Regions from separate parts of the Homo sapiens genome. Here region 2 is linked to region 1. The links are chromatin contacts, found by Hi-C or POLR2A ChIA-PET in ENCODE. All regions are on one chromosome and are shown on one strand. The core of a region is the stretch at or near the end of the contact, and the rest is flanking DNA. Distances in the headings are between cores, read along the strand shown. Region 1 holds the start of DDX19A-DT (DDX19A divergent transcript). Region 2 holds the start of EXOSC6 (exosome component 6).

Region 1 (7,844 bases), core at 3,046-5,545:
CTCTTCCATCACTGGGCTGCGAGTCCCGGGCTCTCAACGGAACTCTTTCCTCTTCACTCAGTCCTTCCCTTCCATCTCATTTTTCCTAATCCTTCCTGTTCCCAAGGTAACAATCACTTCTTCGGGAAGGGTTTTTTTTTTTTTTTTTTTTTGAGTCTGAGTCTCGCTGTCGCCCAGGCTAGAGTGTAGCAGCATGATCTCGACTCACTGCAACCTCCGCCTCCTGGGTTCAAACGATTCTCCTGCCTCAGCCTCCCGAGTAGCTGGGATTACAGGCGCCTGCCACCATACCCGGCTAATTTATGTATTTTTAGTAGAGACGGGGGTTTCACCATGTTGGCCAGGCTGGTCTCGAACTCCTGACCTCAGGTGATCCGCCCCCACCTTGGCCTCTCAAGGTGCTAGGATTACAGGTGTGAGCTACCATGCCAGGCATGTTCCTTCATCACAATCTCCCATAGTGCCCTGTACTTCCTGAATCAGCATTATCTTAGGCAACCTCTGAAGGTCTACATAGATTCTCTCATTCACTCCTTACAACAAAGGTGTTGATTCCTATTTTACAGATAAAGAAGCAGGCACAGAGAGGTCTAGTAATTTGGCCCAGTCTGGCTCCAGGGCCCACACTCTTAACCACAAGGGTGTATTTGCCTCATGCTGCTTTTGGGACTCTTGGTTAAACATATGTCCTCACTTCTATTTGAAGTCCAGTAAGGGTAGTGAGTATATCTAACTTAATCACCACTGAATTCCTAGCTGGCAGCAGGGGGGTACTGCAGAGAAAGCTGCCCTGTTAACGTGTGTTAAGAACCAGGTGTGGTGGCTCACACCTATAATCCCAGTGCTTTTGGGAGGCCAAGGCAGGAGGATCACTTGAGGCCAGGAGTTTGAAGTTACAGTAAGCTATGATCACATCATTGTACTCCAGCCTGGGTGACAGGGCAAGGCCCTGTCTCTGTAACAACAACAACAAAAAAAAAACAGAAGTGGGCCTGGCTCAGTGGCTCACACCTGTAATCCCAGCACTTTGGGAGGCCAAGGTGGGAGAATGGCTTGAGCCTGGGAATTTGAGGCTGCAGTGAGCTGTTTGTGCCACTGCACTCCAGCTTGAGTGACAGAGCAAGACCCTGTCTCCCCCAACAACAACAACAAAATCCTCACACCCTCCTTTTTAATGGTACAAATAAATTTATTACTACTTGTATTTTTTAAGTTGGATTTTTTTCATTACATGGCTTTGTCTATTACCTATAGTTTACATAGAGTACAACGCAAAGATAGTAGGTATAAAATTTCATGAGTTTTGATAATTGTATACACGTATAATCACTGCTTCAATCAAGATATAGAGCATTTTTGGCTGGTGTGGTGGCTCATGCCTGTAATCCCAGCACTTTGGGAGGCCGAGGCAGGCGGATCACTTGAGGTCAGGAGTTTGAGACCAATGTGGCCAATGTGGTGAAACCCTGTGTCTACTAAAAATGCAAAAAATTAGCCAGGCCTGGTAGCGGGCGCCTATAGTCCCAGCTACTCAGGAGGCTGAGACAGGAGAATCGCTTGAACTTGGGAGGTGGAGGCTGCAATGAGCTGAGATTGCGCCACTGCACTCCAGCCTTGGAAATAGAGCAAGACTCCGTCTCAAAAAAAAAAAAAAAAAAAAAGATACAGAGCATTTTCATCATCCCTGAAGTTCCCTTGTACCCCTTCCCAGTCAATCCTACTCACTCTATCTCATCCCCAGGCAACCACTGTTCTGATTTCTATCTCTATAGATTAGATATACCTGTTTTGGGCTTATATGAATGGAATCATGCAATATGTACTCTTTTTGCACCTGGGTTCTTTCATGCAATATAATGTCTATGAGATGTCAAATCTCTCCACTTGATCTTGGCCAAGAGAGCGAGACGCGATGAGATGTCAAATCTCTCATCCATGTTATTGCATGTATTTCATTCCTTTTTATTATTATTTTTTGAGACAGAGTCTTGCTCTGTCACCCAGGCTGGAGTGCAGTGGGGCAATCTTGGCTCCCGCAACCTCCGCCTACCGAGTTCAAGCGATTCTCCTGCCTCAGCCTCTCCCGAGTAGCTGGGATTACAGGCGCACCCCACCACACCTGGCTAATTTTTTTTTTTTTTTTTTTTGAGACCGGGTCTCCCTCTGTTGCCCAGGCTGGAGTGCAGTGGCGCGATCTCAGCTCACTGCAAGCTCTGCCTCCTGGGTTCACACCATTCTCCTGCCTCAGCCTCCCGAGTAGCTGGGACGATAGGCACCCGCCACCACGCCCAGCTAATTTTGTTTTTGTATTTTTAGTAGAGACAGGGTTTCACTGTGTTAGCCAGGCTGGTCTCGATCTCCTGACCTCAGGTGATCCACCTGCCTTGGCCTCCCAAAGTGCTGGGATTATAGGCATGAGCCACTGCGCCCGGCCCTAATTTTTGTATTTTTAGTAGAGGTGAGGTTTCGCCATGTTGGCCAGGCTGGTCTCGAACTCCTGACCTCAGGTGATCCACCAGCCTTGGCCTCCCAAAGTGCTAGGGTTATAGGCGTGAGCCACCGCCCCCGGCCCTTTTTTTGATTTTTAATCAACATTATTGAAAGGTATAATTTATATACCATGATATTTTAAATGCACAAGTTCTCACACAAAAATTAGCCAGGGGTGGTGGCGAAGTGCTATATTCCCAGCTGCTGGGGAGCTGAGGTGCGAGGATCACTTGAGTCTGGGAGATCAAGGCTGCAGTGAGCTGTGAACGTGCCACTGCATTCCAGCCTAGGTGACAGAGCAAGACCCTGTCACAAAAAACAAACAAAAACAGTTATTCTTCCTTGGGAACTGCTTATAAAAAAGAAAAAGCAGGTCAGCACTGTGGCTCACACCTGTAATCCCAGCACTTTGGGCGGCCCAGGCAGGCAGATCCTTGAGCTCAGGAGTTCAAGGCCAGCCTAGCCAACGTGGTGAAACTCCATCTCTACTAAAAATACAAACATTATCTGGGCGTGGTGGCGTGTGCCTGTAATCCCAGCTACTTGGGAGGCTGAGGCAGGAGAACCGCTTGAATCCAGGAAGCAGAGGTTGCAGTGAGCCAAGACCCGGCCACTGCACTCCAGCCTGGGTGATATCTGTAAATAATGGTTCCATGAGTTTAGAAATACAAAGTAGCATGACTTAACAAATTTACACATCTATGTAACCAGGTCCCAATCAAGATACAGAATAATTCTATCACCCAGGAAGTTCTCTTGTGTCTGGACCAAACATCCTTCTCCACAGGTAAGCTCTGTTAGTTTTTATCAGCATAGATTTTATTTGTCCTATTCTTGAATCTCATATAAATAGATTATACATTATGTATTTGGTGGTCCTTCAACATAATGGCCAGGTGTGGTGGCTCATGCCTGTAATCCCAACACTTTGAGAGGCCAAGGCAGGAGGATCTCTGGAGTTAGCAGGAGATCAAAAGCAGCCTGAGCAATATAATGAAGACTTCCGTCTCTGCAAAAAGTTTAAAAACTAGCCAGGAGTGGTGGTGCGGGCCTGTGGGCCCAGCTACCTGGGAGGCTGAGGTGGGAGGTCAAGGGTGCAGTGAGCCGAGATCACACCACTGCATTCCAGCCTGGGCGACACAATGAGACCCTGACTCAAAAAAGAAACGAAAAAACGCATTGTGTGTTGTGTTTATTGGATGGTGGAATTATGGGGTTTACGGGTCTTCTGTTGCGTTTTGGTTTTTGTTTTCTTACCTGTTATCGCGTTCCTAACAGTAGAAATTGGCATCATATAGTATTCTCATGGAACTTTCCTTTGTTCAAAGCCCTACAGTTCAGAGACTTACACATTTAATGTGAGATATGACAGGCTTAAAAAGAAACGTTGGGGGCCGGGCGCGGTGGCTCACGCCTGTAATCCCAACACTTTGGGAGGCTGAGGCGGGAGGATCACAAGGTCAGCAGTTCGAGATCAGCCTGGCCAACATGGTGAAACCCCATCTCTACTAAAAATACAAAAATTAGCCGGGCGTGGTGGCGGGCACCTGTAATCCCAGCTACTCGGGAGGCTGAGGTAGAATAGCTTGAACACGGAGGCGGAGGTTGCAGTGAGTCGAGATCCCGCCACGGCACTCCAGCCTGGGACAGAGCGAGACTCCGTCTCGAAAAAAAATAATAAAATAAATAATAAAATAAATAAAATAAAATAAACGTTGGCTTATTTCAGTGTGAAGTAAGGCAATAAACGGAGGGCTAACAGTTCCACTTCGTAGAGCTCAGACATTTTAAGAAGCGAGGAGGCCGCGTCCTGGAAGGGTGAGCAAAAAGCGCGAGGTTTGCGCACGAAGGGAAAGGCGAGGCCCGAGGAGAGACCTGGCGCCGCGCAGAATGATGATGTCGCACGCTGGGTGGGAACTGACGTCACCTGTGCTCACCGCCGCTTCCGGTCCGCGTGAGGTGCATTCTCGCGCCGGTGGCGAGGTTAGGGCCCGCGTTGCGACGTGGTGCAGCGCATATTTTCACAAGTGGGTCTCCCTTGTCCGGGACTATGGCCACCGACTCGTGGGCCCTGGCGGTGGACGAGCAGGAAGCGGCTGTCAAGTCGGTCAGTAGCTCAGCTCCTGGCGAGGAGGACGTAGCAGGGGCCCAAGCGAAACCTCCCAAAAGCACAGGGAGCTCCCCGGGTTGGGGAGGCCCCTGGGCAACGCGCTCCTGCAGTTTGCTAGGGCAGTCACTTGCCCTTGATTTGCTCTTAGAGCTAAAGAGACCAATGTCGAGCTTTTTATCTCCATCTGGGCTGGTTAAGGACTTCATCCTTTGGTAAATCCGCCCCACTATGCATGCTGTCATTCCTCTATTGACCTCCTCGGTGACGATTATAAGGAAAGCCAAGTTTAGATTCTGATTCTCTTTTTCATTACGCGACTGTTCTTCGCATGTTTCTGTACTACTCTGTATTTAACATTTCTTAGATCCATGCTTAACGTGGTTGGTAGTTTGTAGCTCTTTGCAGAATAACAGATTGACTTTTGGATTTAATACCTCAATCTACTGCAGATGTTGGAAGGAGGCACTACAAATTGTTTCATTGATGTGTAAAGTAACGGTTTCATGTACTTGTTCTTTCAGTAATGAATATTCATTCAACTGGAATGTAATTACAGCATACACTGTGGCTTTCTGTTCTTATATCTAAGACCTAAACTTTAGGTTTGTTTAGTGATAATGGACTGTCTTTTTTTTTGTTGTAGTTGTTTCTCTTTTGAGGCAGAGTTTTGCTCTTGTTGCCCAGGCTGGAGTGCAATGGCGCCATCTCGGCTCACCGCAACCTCCGCCTCCCGGGTTCAAGCGATTCTCCTGCCTCAGTCTCCCGAGTAGCTGGGATTACAGGCATGCGCCACCACGCCCGGCTAATTTTGTATTTTTTGTAGAGACGGGGTTTCTCCATGTTGGTCAGGCTGGTCTCGAACTCCCGACCTCAAGTGATCCGCCCACCTCGGCCTCCCAAAGTGCTGGGATTACAGCCGTGAGTCACCGCGCCCAGCCGGTATGGGGATTTTTGAGAGGGCTATTGACAGAATTAGACAAGGCTGGCAAGGATTTATTGAACTACAGAGAACAGAATATGTTAGAAGTGATGGCTAATAGAAATATCAGTGTAGAAGTTATTCTGATAGCCCCGAGATAGAGGGCCTATGTTGGGCAGTGGAAGTGAAAATTAAGGGATGGGTATAAGATATGAAGGTAGAATGGGTAGGACTTGCTAACATAATAAAGGAGAGAAGGGAGATAAAGCCAAAGGTTTCTGTTTTCAACCTGGATCCTATTGGTACTACTAACGTCCCAATAACAGGAATAGGAAAGTGGGAGGAAGGGCAGATTTGATAGAATGGTGAAGGCAGCCGGGCATGATGGCACCCACCTGTGATCCCAGCACTTTGGGAGGCCGAGGCGGGCAGATCACTCGAGGTCAAGAGTTTGATACCAGCCTGGCCAACATAGTGAAACCCTGTCTCTACTAAAAATACAAAAGTTAGCCAGGCGTGGTAGTCGTCCCCTGTTAATACCAGCTACTCAGGAGGCTGAGGCATGAGAATTGCTTGAACCTGGGAGGTGGAGGTTGCAGTGAGCCAAAATTACGCCACTGCACTCCAGCCTGGGCTACTGAGTGAGACTCTGTCTCAAAAAAAAAAAAAAAAAAAAAAAGAGGTGAAGGCTGGGCACAGTGGCTCACACCTGTAATCCTAGCACTTTGGGAAACTGAGACAGGCAGATCAGTTGAACCCAGGAGTTCAAGACCAGTGTGGGCAACATGGCGAAACCCCATTTCTACAAAAATACAAAAAAAATTAGCTGGGCGGGGTGGTGGTACACTCCTGTAGTCCCAGTTACTCAGGATGCTGAGGTGGGAGGATCACCTGAGCCTAGGGAGGTTGAGGCTGCAGTGAGCTGTGATCACACCACTGCACTCCAGCATGGGTGACGGTGAGACCCTGTTTCAAAAAAAGAAAAAAGGGAATGGTGAGTTCAGGTTTGGCTGTTCTGAATTTAAAATAAGGAAACATCTTGGTAAGTACCTGTTGTGGGAGTCCCCAAGAGATGCCAGGTTTGACGATTTGTTAGGAGAACTCACAGGCTCAGTATGTAGTTGTACTCACAACTATGATTTATTATAGTGAAAAGATACAAAGCAAAATTAGTGGAGGAAAAAGGCTCATGGGCTAAGTCCAGAGGAAACCAGGCAAACTTCCAAGTTATCTCCCAATGGAGTCCACAGAGTGTGCTTCATTCTTCCGGTAGCAAATTGTAACAGCACATATGAAGTGGTGTCAGGGAAGCTTGTTAGAGACTCTACTTGAGGCTTTTATTGGGGGGCTGTCATATAGTCACCCTGTGCCTAGCATGTACCAGAATTCCAGACTTCCAGAAGGAATGCAGGTGGTTAGCATAAATTACATGCAACTGTTTTTAAAAAGAGTTGAGGCAGACTGACCCCCTCTTATCAGTTCTAGGAATGATGGGAACCTTCCCAAAGTCCAAGTTCGCAGGTGACAGCCAAGGGCCAGCCTTGCAAATAGGCTTTCCTAAGGAGAGCGGTCAGGCCTGCTGTGTTCTCTTCTGCCCGGTAGCCATCAGACATTTGGAAATACAGCACTGGAGTTCAGGAGAAGGAGCAGGTCAGAGGTATAAAACTGGCAGTTTCCACAAAGAAATTACAAAGCATTATCAAGGGCATGGTCCTTGCACTCTGGAGTTTAAAATCTAGCGTTTAGCATCAGATCTTCTCTGAAAGAGTTACTGAGAATTGGTTTCAAACCTTGTGAAATCTGTGATCCTAACCTAGCTGTGACATGAATATCACAAATATAGGCCTAAACATACTTGGTATCTGGTTCTAAGCATCCAGCTTATCAGAAGGCTGGTATAAATAAAGGCTTCCTAATAGTTGGAGAAGACCTTTTTTTTCACCATGTAGACTTGTGTACCTTCACTTAATAAATGATTCATGGTCTTAGGTTATCATGTGGTTCTGCTCTCTAGTGTAGAGATAACCAATGAAAGTGACAGAAGGCTGGGTGCAGTGACTCACACCTGTAATCCCAGTGCTTTGGGAGGCCAAGGTGGGAGGATTGCTTGAGCCCAGGAGTTCGAGTTTGAGTTCAAGTAGGCATGGTGGTCCACACCTGTGTTCCCAGCTACTAGGGAGGCTGAGGTGGGAGGATCGCTAGAACCCAGGAGGTTGAGGCCGCAGTGAGCCATGATCGTGCTGCTGTACTCCAGCCTAGGTGACAGAGTGAGACCTTGTCTCAGAAAATAAATAAATAGAAAGAACTTGAGTTGGGAGATGAGCA
Region 2 (7,844 bases), core at 2,820-5,319, 95 kb before region 1:
TCGATGAAACTCCGTCTCTACTAAAAATATAAAAATTAGCAGAGCACAGTGGCACCTGCCTGTAATCCCAGCTACTCAGGAGGGTGAAGCATGAGAACTGCTTGAACCTGGGAGGCGGAGGTTGCAGTGAGCCGAGATTGTGCCACTGCCCTCCAGCTTGGACAATAGAGCAAGATTTCGTCTCAAAAAAAAAGAGAAAAAGAAAACCATTATTTTGCAATAGCCAATGTTATAATCTACACAGGCACAGACTATCAATGCTAAAAATCATTTAAAAGACATCTTAGGGGTAATTACAGAAATTTGAATATAGAACACATATGTAATAAAATTCATTTTCTTAGGTATGATTACAATATTCTTGTTATACAGAAGAAAAACCTTATTCTTGGGAGATGCAAACTAAAACATTATGGGTTGAACTGTCATCATGTGTATGGTTTTCAGATGCTCAACAAAAGTGTGTGAGAAAATAAAACTGGCAAAATATTAGTAACTGGTAAATCTAGGTGAAGCATATTATTATGAAATTATTATCGTATTTACAGGTATTTATTTTACTGGTGCATCTATCTTTCTATGAATGTGAGAATTTTCACAAGAGCTGGGAAAATGTTCATAATTATGCATGCAGAATAAGCCCAAGCTGGTGGCATTCTGTTCAGTTACAGGTAATTTTCTGAATCTTCCCTCAAATTTTTCTCAAACCTCTATAATCAAGGGGAAAAATGTTTTGTTTTGCTTTGCTTTTTTGAGATAGGGTTGCCTATAATGGAGTGCAGTAGCTTGACCATAGCTCACTGTAGCTTCAACCTCCCAGGCACAAGCGATCCTCCTGCCTCAGCCTTCAAGTAGCTGGGACTACAGGTGCATACCACCATGCCTGACTTATTTTTTTTCCTTTTTTTTTTTTTTTTTTTTTTTTGATAGAAACAGGGTTTCACCTTGTTGCCCAGGCTGGTCTCAAACTCCTGGACTCAGGCGATTCACCAGCCTCAGCCTCCCACAGTGCTGGGGTTACAGGAGTGAGCCACCATGCCCAGTTAAAAATACACTTTTTATTTAAAAAAAAAAGAGAACACTCCTTATATTTCCTTTATATTTTGTAAACTACATACCCAAAATAAAGCATATCAAAAACTGTAAAAAAAAAAAAAAAAAACCCTAATATCAGATATTCCAGACACAACAATACCATAATTTAATCACTTAAAATCTTACTCAAAACTAAATCAATGATCTTTTAGGCCAGGTGTGGTGGCTCATGATAGTAATCACAGTACTTTGGGAGGCCAAGGCAGGAGGATCACTTGAGGTCAGGAGTTCAAGACCAGCATGGCCAACACAATGAAAATCCATCTCTACTAAAAATACAAAAATTAGCCAGGCTAATGGCACACTCCTGTAATACCAGCTACTTAGGAGGCTGAGGCAGGAGAATCGCTTGAACCTGGGAGGCAGAGGTTGCAGTGAGCCGAGATCATGCCACTGCACTCCAGGCTGGACAACAGAGCAAGACTCCGCATCAAAAAAAAAAAAAAGATATTTTAATATATTCAGATACACAAATATGAAATAAAACTAAGTAGAGCTGGTATTCATTTACACATAATTATCTTATACCGTTTGGAATAAGAATTTGGGGCACGTTAGCAAACCAAAAGGCTCAGAAAGACGTCGTGATATTTAGTTCTTGTCTCCCTCTACAAATGTGAAGCACTCTTCTATCCGGCATTCCTAGTGGAGTTCCTATTTTCAAATTTGCAAATCATTCTGGTGCTAAGCAATCTCAAAAAAAACATTTACTAAAAACCAGAGGAAAAAAATCTTATAACTTTGGGAGGCTGAGGCAGATGGATCACTGAGATCAGGAGTTTGAGACCAGCTTGGCCAACATGATGAAACCCCATCTTCTCTAAAAATACAAAAAGTTAGCTGGGTGTGGTGGCAGGTGCCTGTAGTCCCAGCTATTCCAGAGGCTGAGGCAGGAGAATCACTTGAACCTCTGAGGCGGAGGTTGCAGTGAGCTGAGATCGCGCCATTGCACTCCAGCCTGGGCAACAGAGTGAGACTCTGTCTCAAAAAATAAATATAAAAAAATAAAAAGCTGCTATTCTCCATTAATACCTGCAGGCCCGACAAAGGCAGCCTAGGAATTCTAGATGAATGGAATGAATACAACTTGCTGGAAGTTCTTAGGAAACAAAATGACTATTCACAGAACCAAATAAAAGCCTTCCACTAGAAACTAAAAATAATAATAATAATAATAATGGTTTTATATATATGCATACACAAGCAAAGCCAGAAGAGAATAAATAGCAAATGAATGAAAACTAGAAGCAAAAACAAACAGGAAACCATCTCTACATTTTTTTTACTCAATCGACCCTGAATGCTACAGCATTATCCAGGGCCGCAGAAAACACACATAATACTTTATTCCTGATAAACAATTCGATGTCCTTAAGTCCGCCAATATCACCGTACATTCTGTGCAATCAAGAAATTTACTCAGCTGGGCACAGTGGCTCACACCTGTAATTCCAGCACTTTGGGAGGCCAAGGCGGGTGGATCACCTGAGGTCAGGCATTCGAGAACAGCCTGGCCCACATGGCGAAACCCCATCTCTACTAAAAATACAAAAATTAGCCCGGTATGGAGGCATGTGCCTGTAATCCCAGCTACTTGGGAGGCTGAGGCAGGAGAATGGATTGAACCCAGGAGGCAGAGGTTGCAGTGAGCCAAGATTGCACCATTGCACTCCAGCCTGGGCAACAGAACAAGACTCCATCAAAAAAAAAAAAAAAAAAAAAAGAAAGAAAGAAGAAAAGAAAATTAGCCAGGTGTGGTTGCATGCACCTGTAGTCCCAGCACTTTGGGAGGCCAAGGCAGGAGGATCAATCAAGGCTAGGAGTTTGAGACTGCAGAAAGAAACCCTGTCTCTAAAAAAAAGGTCCAGGTAATTTCAGGGTCCAGCTCCACCACAAGCGCAGCTCCAGGGGCTGTTGAGTTTTGCCTTTATCATTCCAAGTAGTCCCTGCTCCAGACCAAGTCCCACCATCTGGCAGTCAGGTCAGTCCAACCACAGTCATATCAGGGCCCTTCCAGGAATTCTCGACGCAAACTGGAGGCCGATGGCGCGGGTCTTTTCGTGGACGGCGGCAGCACGGTCCTCGGCTTGCGTCCGTAGTTGCTCAGGCTTCTGGTTCAGGGCTGGGCGGCGGCGCCCCTGCGGCGGGCGGCCCGCACCAGGCTCTGCTGCAGCACGGGGTAGAGGCGCTGGCAGCCCTCGAGGCCCAGGCGTACGGCCTCCGCCCAGCTCTCTGTCAGGCCGCCCTCGCCGCTGCCCAGCAGCCCGGCCACCTGATTCAGCACAGGCATGAGCGCCACGGTGAGGCCGGCGGCGGCGCGCTCTTCCTCGAGCCGCGTGGGGTCCAGGAGCCAGGTGGGCGCGGGCCCCGGCGCGAGGCTGAGGCCGCAGCCCACCACCAGGTCGTACATCTCCACGCCCGCGTCGGCCAGGGCGAGCGCGGCGGCGGTGAGCGCGGCGGCCAGGGCCGAGCCACCGTCCTCCAGCAGCAGCGCCGACACCTCGAGCTGCGCGCGCGGGTAGCGGCCCAGGCGCACAGCCGGCTCCAGCGCCTCCTGCAGCGCCAGCGCCAGCTCACGCTCCTCGCAGCCGCCCGGGGGAGCGCGGCGCCGGCGGCCCGCGAAGGGTGCGCGGCGGAAGTCGCAGAGCAGGCGACCGCGCAGCGCGGCCGGGGCCTCGCCGCCTGCTCCGGCCGGGCCGCCGCCGCGCTCGCCGCCCTCGGCCTGTCGCGGGCCCGACACGGCACACAGCACCTTGGTGCCTCCCGCCTCCAGGTAGGCCGAGCCCTTGGCCTGGCTCAGCAGCCCGGCGCGCGCGTACACGGGCCGTAGCCGCGTTGGGTCGCGGGTGCCGGGCGCCTCCTCCTCGTCGGCCGCGTACAGCTGCGGCGGCTGCGATTCTTCAGGGCCGCGGATGCGGCGGTGATCCCCAGGCATGGCGGTTCTTGGCGTGCGAACCCCTTCCGCCCAACGCCCTGCCGCATCCACTGGTTCTTCCGTTGTTTAAAGACGCGCGGCTGCGCATGGGCTGTCGAGAGAGCGGCGGGAGGCACTACAGCGCCCCTGGAGGCCCGGAGGGAGAACGGCCCGGTCCCAGTTGTGCAGGGTAGCCGGATCCATCCATCTTGCTGGAAGGGAGGGGGGAGAGCAGCTCCAAGAAAGGCTTCTCTGCTTCCAACTACCTCCACCCCTCATCTACTGAATTATGAACGCCTTGCTCCAAGTCACCCCACCTATTTGGCCTCCACCTCCACAGACGTTTGAGGCAGCCCTAGGGGCTGTTCCCAAAATTTTGGGTTCTGGGGCTGGACTAGGTGAACACCACAGCAGCCAGCAGGAGCCACAGCATTTATTCTACAGACGCCAAAGGCTGTCAAAAGAGCCAGCCCCTATTGGGAAGAGGGATAGAGATCATGCGGCATTAAGTATTGCACGTGGTCCTTTTATTCTCTGCAGCAAAAACGATTCCTACTTGCTGACGCGGAAAGCTCAGGTCTGGAGAGCCGTTATCTATAGATGCGAGCGTGACGATCAACAGCAATGCGGGGTTAGTGGTTCTAGACCGATGGCACTGACGTGGAGGGCTCAGGGCAGAAATTTAAGGGGCACTGAGACATAGGACTGCTCCCAAGTGTGTTCCAGTTACTGCTGGGTTAGGAGGGGCTCTTTAAAGGTCCCAAGATTCAAATGTTCTTGTAGCAGATGAAGAGCTCTTGGCTGGACGGATGGATCCAGTGGGAGCCTCCTCCTTCCCCACTCAGTTCTTTACATCCCCGAGGCGCAGCTGGGCGAAGGAAGTGGCCAGCTGCAGCGCCTCCTGCAGGCAGCCAACGTTCTTGCCTGTGGCCTGTGCAGACACATCCTTGCCACCACCTTTACCGTCCATCAAGCCTGACACCTGCTGCACCCACTCGCTGGCTTTTAAGCCCCGATTGGCTGCATTCTAGAAGACAGGAAGGGAAGGGGGAGTCAGCACAGAAGATGGGATTGAGGGAGGAATGCAGGGAAAGAAAGGATGGAGGAGCCATCACCCACTCCTTGCCCTGGGTGATACTGCTGGAGGCCGAGACAGACTTTACGGCTGGTACAGGGGGCGGCCATGGCCACTGCCAGGACAGGACAGAGTGGCAAAGCCAGGTATCAACCAGATGTCTTCACCAATAAGAAGGCCTGGGTAAGGGGTACTGGCAAAGGTAACCAACCGGTGGGCAGAAAGGCTGTTTCGAATGCAGGCTGTACACACACAGGCCTCAGCCAACAACCTTAAGACCTAACACTTCCCACTGGTGCGAGGTGGTGCTGACCTGGGGAACTTGACACAGGCACGTGATCTTGCCAGCCTCATTGTCCACCGTGAAGAGCATGGCAGAAGTCTGAGGGGAGTGCATCTTGAAGAGCTTCAAGGCTTCATTCAGGGCCTGTGGGGAGGACCTGGCTCAGGCCACGGTGCTGGAGCAGGGACCCTCACTAGTGTGAGCATTTGCAGCCCTCAGAAGGCCTGCCACCCACCCCTACCCCTTCCCAGAGCAGGGGCTGTGCCCAGGGCCTGTGGGGAGGACCCCAGCGCCGGGCCCTGCCCCTACCCTGGCCCAGGTATGCCTCCCACATGCAGGGAGCTGCTGCTCCTCCCAATCTCAATCCCAGACCGTGGGCCCTTAGGCAACCACTTCGCTCAGAGCCACAGAGGCCACATGTCAGCCACCAGAGAGCTGATGAGCCCTAGGGGAGGGGACCCTGGCCCCTGGGTTGCCTTGGCTGAGGCGCCGCTCTCCATCTCCAGGATGACAAGAGGCTGGTTGGGGTTGCTGTCGATGAACTGCTTCGTCTTCTCTAACACCTGCAAGAAAAAAGTCCAGAACAGCAGCTCAGACCAAAAGCCCAGGCCCCGAACCCCTGGCTGTTCTGCCAGCCTTTGCCTAGGAAACACTCTGGCCACTGGTGCTGCCAGGACTCACTCGTTTCTGGACATCGGCTTTGCTGGCTCGGTCCAAGTCATCCATGACCTTCTTTAGGGATTTGAGAGTCTCCCGCAATTCATCCTTCTGCCACTGGGGGATGACTGCAGTGGCCAGGGCCTGGAACCAATAGACGACCATCTCAATCTGGGCCACAACTTGCTGGGATGTCAGGGTCCAGCCCACCCCACCCGAACCCAAGTCCTCCCTGACTAGTGTCCTGGAAAGGAAAGCAAGGAAAGCTTTGAGACCAGTCCCTTTAGGAGCAGCTGTGGCAGGTGAAACAAGCAGGGCTAGAGAGAAAGGAGCAGCAGAAAGCTGGGCTCCCAAATCAGGCCCGGTCCTTACCAGGCTGGGAACAGCCTGTGATAAGCTTCCTGGCAGCTTGAAATGCAAATAAATACCAGGCAGGCTTGGAAGCAGGGGCCAGCCTTAGCCCATTCCCCAAATCCCTCCACCCCAGTGCCCATACATGCTTGGGAAGAGCTCTCCTGCTAGCAGCACTGGGAGCAGCAGGGAATGTCCAGGGTCCAAGGACAGGATCCATGGGGTCCCTGCTACAAGGCTACAGGACAACAGAAGTCAGCCCAAAGGCCCATTCCACCAAGAACCAGGGCCTGACTGACTACAGATGATTTCCTGAAGACGGGGCATGTTTCATGCACCAGGCCCTGAGGACGGAGGGAGGGAAGCCGCCCCTACCTCTCCAAGGTCAGCGATCTCCCTCTGCACATCCTTGTTTGGAGCAGTCTGAGCCTTCACTTTGGCTTCCATGACAGAGAGACATTTCTTCAAGCTCTCTGCTTTCCTGAGGGCCTGGGAGGGGACACCGGGTCAACCCCAAGCAGGAGGTCTGAGTCAGACTCACTATCCTGTGTCTGAGCAGCTGCGGAAGCCCCGGCGGTAGGCCTTGCAGCAACATACCCCAACACCCCAAAAGTGTCTGTGGGGAGTAGGTGCTGGCAGCCCCAGGCCCCAGCAAGGAGCACAGTGCTCACAGGCCCATTGGCAAAGGCTGCACCCAACTCAGACTCAGGGGTGATCAAGCTCGAGAATCAGGAGCCCCTTCCCCCAGGAAGTGGCCACCCCTGGGGCTTTAGCACAAGTCAGACACACCAGTTCCCATGAAAGAGCACCCATCCTCTACTGCACGGCCTCAGACTAAGCACGCCCCTAGGAGTACATGGATCAGCGCTGGGGGCCCCGATGCCACAGCGAATCTATGTCTTACCCTCCTCCACATGGAGACAGGAGGGGGTAGATGGCCAGATTCACATTTTTTTTTTTTTTTTTTTTTTGGAGACGGAGTCTCGCCCCGTCACCCAAGCTGGAACGCAGTGGTGCGATCTCGGCTCACTGCAACCTCTGCCTCCCAGGTTCAAGTGATTCTCCTGCCCCAGCCTCCCAAGTAGCTGGGATTACAGACGCGCGCCACTACACCCAGCTAATTTTTGTATTTTTAGTAGAGACAGGGTTTCAGTATGTTGGTCAGGCTGGTCTCGAACTCTTGACCTAGTGATCCACCCGCCTCGGCCTCCCAAAGTGCTGGGATTACAGGCGTGAGCCACTGCGTCCGGCCTGATTCACATATATTTTAAAAGACTAAACATAGGAAAGCTAGGAGATCTTGTGTGGTGGCAGGTTTCTTCTGCCACTCAGGGGTAGGACACTGGGGCAGGGGGAGTGGCCCAGCCTGTACTTTCACTCTGACTGCAGCAGCCACGCAGAGCAGTGTTTGCTCTATGGATTCGCAGACTGGGCTCCTCTTGCCTTCTTCAGATAAGCCACAAACCAGC

Evidence for each region. Hi-C counts contacts between places; a loop is a spot of excess contacts on that map. ChIA-PET counts read pairs that join two places held with the same protein, here RNA polymerase II (POLR2A). Pooled maps may share reads with other maps.
Region 2: a map of B cell shows a loop between it and region 1 (14-fold over the local background). The contact joins the promoter of EXOSC6 here to the promoter of DDX19A-DT in region 1. A Hi-C loop is called at or near these places in 8 of 168 maps with a recorded cell type or tissue (B cell, CD4-positive, alpha-beta T cell, CD4-positive, alpha-beta memory T cell and 3 more), 15 of 37 single-sample maps with no recorded cell type and 19 of 50 pooled maps. POLR2A ChIA-PET finds 5 or more read pairs at or near these places in 19 of 52 experiments (A549, CD4-positive, alpha-beta T cell, CD4-positive, alpha-beta memory T cell and 13 more).

What each region holds. Positions count from the first base shown.
Region 1 is chr16:70,342,452-70,350,295 of GRCh38, forward strand. It overlaps DDX19A-DT (DDX19A divergent transcript), which reads right to left and starts at 4,296. Exons shown (of 5, transcript NR_039997.1): 1 at 3,748-4,296. It overlaps DDX19A (DEAD-box helicase 19A), which reads left to right and starts at 4,452. Exons shown (of 12, transcript NM_018332.5): 1 at 4,452-4,597. The coding sequence starts at 4,541. RefSeq lists enhancers at 3,452-4,070, 4,071-4,688, 4,207-4,696.
Region 2 is chr16:70,247,871-70,255,714 of GRCh38, forward strand. EXOSC6 (exosome component 6) reads right to left here and starts at 4,070. Exons shown (of 1, transcript NM_058219.3): 1 at 1-4,070. The coding sequence starts at 4,030. The coding sequence ends at 3,212. AARS1 (alanyl-tRNA synthetase 1) reads right to left here. Exons shown (of 21, transcript NM_001605.3): 17 at 6,751-6,864; 18 at 6,049-6,168; 19 at 5,844-5,930; 20 at 5,398-5,511; 21 at 4,428-5,036. The coding sequence ends at 4,851. RefSeq lists silencers at 3,277-3,596, 3,727-3,816 and enhancers at 4,197-4,246, 4,287-4,476, 5,111-5,611.